2 separate regions of the Homo sapiens genome follow, and region 2 is linked to region 1. The links are chromatin contacts, found by Hi-C or POLR2A ChIA-PET in ENCODE. All regions are on one chromosome and are shown on one strand. The core of a region is the stretch at or near the end of the contact, and the rest is flanking DNA. Distances in the headings are between cores, read along the strand shown. Region 1 holds the start of H3C1 (H3 clustered histone 1). Region 2 holds the start of ZSCAN16-AS1 (ZSCAN16 antisense RNA 1).

Region 1 (2,806 bases), core at 160-2,659:
CCTTGAGCACCCCGCGAGTCTCCTCGTAGATCAGACCAGAGATCCGCTTCACACCGCCACGCCGGGCCAGACGCCGGATGGCCGGCTTGGTGATGCCCTGGATGTTGTCACGCAACACCTTGCGGTGGCGCTTGGCACCCCCCTTACCCAAACCCTTCCCGCCCTTACCACGTCCAGACATGACTTCCCAAGAAGTGAACCAAGAGCAAGTGAGAGAATAGGAAACCGATCTTTATATATCTACGTTACCCCTGCCCCCACCTCCAGCGGACACTGAGACTGAAAAGCGCGCAGGCGGGAAATGTGACGCCTACAGTCCGCTCCTTTAACCCCTCCTCCAAGCCCCAGGAAATGGCGGGAGCAGCGATTGGGGGAGGGTGGGGAGATGAGGGTGGGACCAAGCAGGCTTGACCAATGGCCTTTATTTTCTTAACAGAGCTACAGGCTTTGAGGAACTGGGTTAAGAATTAAATGTAAACCCATTCTGACTCCAGAATTATTTTAAGTCGAACTTTTTTTTTAACCGAATCTCTCTGTCGCCCAGACTGGAGTACATTAGAGCCATCTCGATTCACTGAAACCTCTGCCTCTCAGGTTCAAGTGTTTCTCCTGCCTCAGCCTTCAGAGTGTAGCTGGGATTACAAGCGCTCGCCGTCGCGCCCGGCGTGTTTTTGTATTTTTCGTAGAGACGGGATTCGGCCATGTTGGCCAGGCTGATCCCGAACTCCTGATTTCTGGTAATCCGCCCGCCTCAGCCTCTCAAAGTGCTTGAATTACAGGCGTGAGTCACCGCGACCGGCCGAAATCGATTGGTTTTGAAGCCTTCAGTAGCATTAAAACGAAAAGTGCTCCCAATGCATTCCCTTTTGTCTTAAATTGGTTTCTTACAGCTACTTTACTTGAAAAGGTGGTGGCTCTGAAAAGAGCCTTTGCTTGGACCGTCAGAGAGACCACAGTAATCACGCCCTCTCTCCGCGGATGCGGCGGGCGAGCTGGATGTCCTTGGGCATGATAGTGACGCGCTTGGCGTGGATGGCGCACAGGTTAGTGTCCTCAAATAGCCCTACCAAGTAGGCCTCGCACGCCTCCTGCAGAGCCATCACAGCGGAGCTCTGGAAACGCAGGTCTGTTTTAAAGTCCTGCGCAATCTCGCGCACCAGGCGCTGGAAAGGTAGTTTACGAATAAGCAGTTCAGTGGACTTCTGATAACGGCGGATCTCGCGCAGAGCCACGGTGCCCGGCCGGTAGCGGTGGGGCTTTTTCACGCCGCCGGTGGCCGGAGCGCTTTTGCGGGCTGCCTTAGTGGCCAACTGTTTGCGTGGCGCCTTGCCACCAGTAGACTTCCGAGCAGTTTGCTTAGTGCGAGCCATGACGGAAAAACAGCACAGCGGAACACCCAACACTAGCGCAAATACGCCCATGAGCTGCTCTATTTATAGTGTGTAAAGTGCAGTGATTGGATGATAGAAGACGCTAAATATGACGTTACACACTCTGATTGGTCTATCTTTAAGCCAGCAACAATCGTGCAGTTTCACCGGCTACTATATTCTATTCCAACTCTACAGATGATTATTTAAGTGGTATTTTATTACTACTATTATTTTATTTTACTTTTGCTTTGTTCCCCAAGCTGGTCTTAAACTTGGGCTCAAAGGATCTTCCCGCCTCAGCATCCAGAGTAGCTGGGATTACAGGGGAGCCCCACTGCGCCGGCTTGGACTTTAATTTTTTAAACTTGTCCTCTTCTACATCTGGTTTTCATAACCTGAAGGCTGTGTTTATTTTCCATAAAACAAGGCATTGATTCCAAAGGTATTATAATTCCCCAATTCCGTATAACCTTCAGCTCTTTAGGAAAAAAAAAAAAAAAAAAAAAAAGAGGGAATACTGCTCACCTCCTCTCCGGAAATGTACCCTTTACGGGAATTTCTGAAACCTTTCACAAGAATTGGATTCCTTTGTAATGCTTTAATTGACTTAGGAGTGTTATTGAAATCTACAAAGCATCTCAAACATAGTAGGATTACACTATTACTCAGAAACATTTTCTATGAGACGTCTTTCTCTTGATTATGCTCTTTGAATCCTAAACTTGCAGCGTTCTGCAGCTTTTGTTTTCTAAAGCCTAGGTGTACTCTGCCAGTCACAAAATGGCGTTTCTCCAGCACTGCCGCCAGGTACCACCAGCTGGGAGTTGTTCCTCTTGCGGAGCAGGAGGTGGACTTGGCCCAAGAGAAACTGGATAGTGGTTCGCAAGGAACATAATTTAGCATTGCCAAGAGCTAATGCAATCATTTTGAAAATCTCAAAACACTGAAAAGTGGATTGTGACCTTTTTAAATTCACAAGAGACAGGCCACATTCTATCTTTTGATTGGTTTAGGCTATTTTCTTGAACAGCCATTTAGAAAGCAGATCTATCATCCTTCATTTGCATGGAGCGTTCCCATTTTATTTGAAACCAGTTTAACCCAATAGAAAAAAGGGAGGCAGAACCCATTATTTAAAGTGGAAACTCCTGAATCAGATAATTAGGAGTATTTCCTTTTCAAAAGTTGCGTTTTTTCAGATACCTCGCTTATTACACTAAGAAAGGTTTATATCTTTCACAAAGGGTTTACTTACAAAAATCTTCCAATTTTGTATACCTGTGTTTCATAACTGACTAGCCGTCAAACCAAGATGTAGAGTTTCCAACCGTTATTTTCCAAATTTTTAGAAATTACGTGAAATATTTGAATGCATGCCTTCTCAATAAAATGGGACGTAGGAAGCACTGGTGCAGAAGATGGGTACAATACTT
Region 2 (3,000 bases), core at 301-2,800, 2.1 Mb before region 1:
CCATCCTAGCAGGGGAATGCCAAGCTTAGGCCCCTCTGTGGGCTTTGGGAACATAAGCTTTGGGAACAAGGGAATATAAAGCTTATGATGCCTGTGTTATTAAGTAATAAAGTCTTCTGTCTCTGACGCAGGAGTCCAGTGTCTTCTGTTAGTATCCATAAAACTGTGGCAAGTTAAATTGTTAGCTTGCAAGTAGGGTAAAAGTTTCACAATTTTCAATATGGGGTAATCACTGTTAAGTTTGGAGTGCATCCTTTTCTTGTACAAATACCCCACAAATTATATCTATATAAACAAATTTTTTCAACAAAAATGGAATATATATTGTTCTGACACTCCTTTTGTCATTTGAACGGTTGAAAGGTATTCCTCAATAGCATATGTCATATGTAATTCTTCCGCCATTGATTTACATTGATAAACAAGTGTTTTCCTTTTTTTCTACCACTAGCGTCCTGTCTGCCTTTTATTGCCTTCCAGAATGACCTTCTCCCTATCCCATACCCCTGGTCATAATTCCCCTGTACCCCCAAGTCAAAGGACTTATCTCATTGCTCACTACTCAATCTAAACACTCGTCTATTATTCTAATAACCCCCTCTCAAGACTTTATTATTCGATTTTGCACTGATCACATTCTGTCTTATATTACTTGCTATGTTGCATTTGCTGTCAATAGATTAAAGCTTCCATAGTTGAGGTGTCGGTTCTGAGATCTCCTTCCCAGTTGCAGTAAGTGGCAGCCCTTGAAATATGCAGATGTGCCATACATTTCTGACAGGAAGAGTGGTTTGCCTTTTTTTGTCAAGTAGCTAATCAATCTGATTCATCCTCTCCCTGCAATTCTAGTCTTATTCAATAATTCCTTCTGCTTAGGTAGGTCCTCATTCACCCATGTACTTATCAAGCACCCACCATGTGACAGATGCCAAGTGAGGTGAAAGTGCTGGGATGAGCACCTCTGTGGATCTCACAATGACCATCCATCTTTTGCATCCTTCTTGGTTTTTCCTTTACCCAAGTCCTGCACTTCACTCTTTACCCGTGCTTCAGAAAAGCGGAAGTTGGTTAATTAATTCCATTTGTCTAACACGGATGAGAGTGACAGCAGACAAGGGGAAAGGCAGGGAAATTCCCTTAGACTGTTCTTACATGCACTCTCACACTTAATAGTCAAAGCCACCCTATGAAATAGACACTACGTTATTAGCCTGAGTTACATAAACGAGTAAACAGAGGCTTGGAGAAGTTAAAAATAAATTGCCCTCAGTCCTAACTGGAGAGTGGTGGAGTCAGAATTTGAATCCAGGTTTAAAGAATTCTAGTGCCGGCACTCTGCACCTATTTCTCTTTGGACACTCATTTCCCCTAAGGATCAGAGAAGCTCAAAGTAGGCCACTTTTCGTCTCCGTAAGTCCGCAAGGTCCTGCGAGATCACAGTGAGCAGGGCACCAGCAAATACAGTCTGCGACCGCGAGACGTAAAGGGAAGAACGCTCCTCGGCACCCCTCCCCAGTCTATCCTAAAGTCAAGAACGTCCGAGCCCGCCTTTCTCCGGGGGCGGGCTGCAATAAAACAGCAAAATCCTCCATTCCCCATCAGCGGTCGATTGGGGGCTCTTTCGAAGCGGCAGCTCTGTAGGACCGCTCTTCTACCCCAAGATCCCTCGGCTTCGGCCCCCTAGGTGCCAGGGTCTGCGGGACCCCACGCTCAAAGCCGCCGGCCGGGGTCGACAACTGCAGAGAGGGTCGGGATAGGAAATTGCGGGTAGCGGCAGATGCGGGTCCCCAGGCATCCCGGAGGTTCCCACAGGTCTGCAGTGGGCCTACTTTGCGAAAAGGGCCCGGCTGCGCCGAGCCTCGTTCAAATCAGATGCCAGACAGTGTTTCTTGGGATCCATCCAAATAGGTCCCTTATTTCTCTTTGTGGGAGCCCTGGGCCTCCTTCCAGGCCGGAACCCAAGTGCTTAGGCAGCCGGGAAAGGCCGGTCCCCTTTTTCAGTTCTCTCGCGACCTCTAGCCACTTCCGGTTGCTAACGGTTCCCAAACAGCCCCCGAAAACGCTACGTGAGCTGGGCCCTGGGCCAGAGGCAGAAAACGGACGGAAGAAAAGGTCTGGCCGGTGAGTGTCAGAGTGAGGGCGAGATTGGGTGGTGTTCTCTGCCGGTGGATAGGCTCGACCGTCCGGTTTGGGATTGGGGTTAGGTATTAGGGAGCGGTTCAAAATTATGCTAATTGTTAAGATTACGAGTATTATTTAAAAAGATACACAACAGCAACAATACAATGAGCCCACGAAGATCAAATGCCAGTTAACTGATTTAAGCAGCTTTGATAGGAAGAAAATGCTGAATTTAATGCTAACAAAAAGATCTAAGTGCGCTGTTAGGGGCTAAGACTTTAACATTATGGGCCAGCCACTGTTCTAAACCCTTCACATTTGGTCACTCATTTAATTCCTACTTTATGAGGTAGATATCATTATAATACTGTTTTACAGATGGGGAACCTGAGGCACAGAGAGAAAAATGTATTAGCCAAGGTCATATAACTAGTAACTGGCAGAACAAAGATTCATACCCAGGCATTCTTCCTTTAAATTCTGTACTCTGGCCTTTCATTGATAACCTGGTTTTATCAGCTTAGGAAATTTGCTATCCAGATGGAAGTATAAGTTTCTACAGAGATATGTTATTGCAGCAGTGTTCTGAATCTCATCGGGTTTGTTGGCAATTTGCCTTTCAACAAAGGGTTTTTTTTTTTTTTTTTGATAAGGGTGGCTTCCACAGAGATTTAAGGAGAACAATAAAAATTTTCATTTTAATAAATAAGCCCCATTTCAACGTCCCTTCTCCTGTATCATTCCTCTGATTCTTCTCTGTCGTTATTTGTTTCTATTAGGTTAAATCATTTTACATTTCTGGTATTTAACCATTTTGACCCACAAAAACAGGGATTTCATTTGTTTAACCTAATACAGAAACATCTTTTCAAGCAGAAT

The links. A loop is a pair of places that touch in the nucleus more often than their neighbours do. ChIA-PET counts read pairs that join two places held with the same protein, here RNA polymerase II (POLR2A). Pooled maps may share reads with other maps.
Region 2: a loop to region 1 is called in a pooled map, with 7 times the contacts of the local background. The contact joins the promoter of ZSCAN16-AS1 here to the promoter of H3C1 in region 1. A Hi-C loop is called at or near these places in 2 of 37 single-sample maps with no recorded cell type and 9 of 50 pooled maps. POLR2A ChIA-PET finds 5 or more read pairs at or near these places in 5 of 52 experiments (BJ, CD4-positive, alpha-beta T cell, activated B cell and 2 more).

What each region holds. Positions count from the first base shown.
Region 1 is chr6:26,019,054-26,021,859 of GRCh38, reverse strand. It overlaps H3C1 (H3 clustered histone 1), which reads right to left and starts at 1,409. Exons shown (of 1, transcript NM_003529.3): 1 at 902-1,409. The coding sequence starts at 1,370. The coding sequence ends at 960. It overlaps H4C1 (H4 clustered histone 1), which reads right to left and starts at 211. Exons shown (of 1, transcript NM_003538.4): 1 at 1-211. The coding sequence starts at 181. RefSeq lists enhancers at 1-226, 1-263, 567-616, 647-746, 264-1,080 and 1 more.
Region 2 is chr6:28,135,866-28,138,865 of GRCh38, reverse strand. ZSCAN16-AS1 (ZSCAN16 antisense RNA 1) reads left to right here and starts at 1,550. Exons shown (of 2, transcript NR_103456.1): 1 at 1,550-2,121. RefSeq lists an enhancer at 1,190-1,379.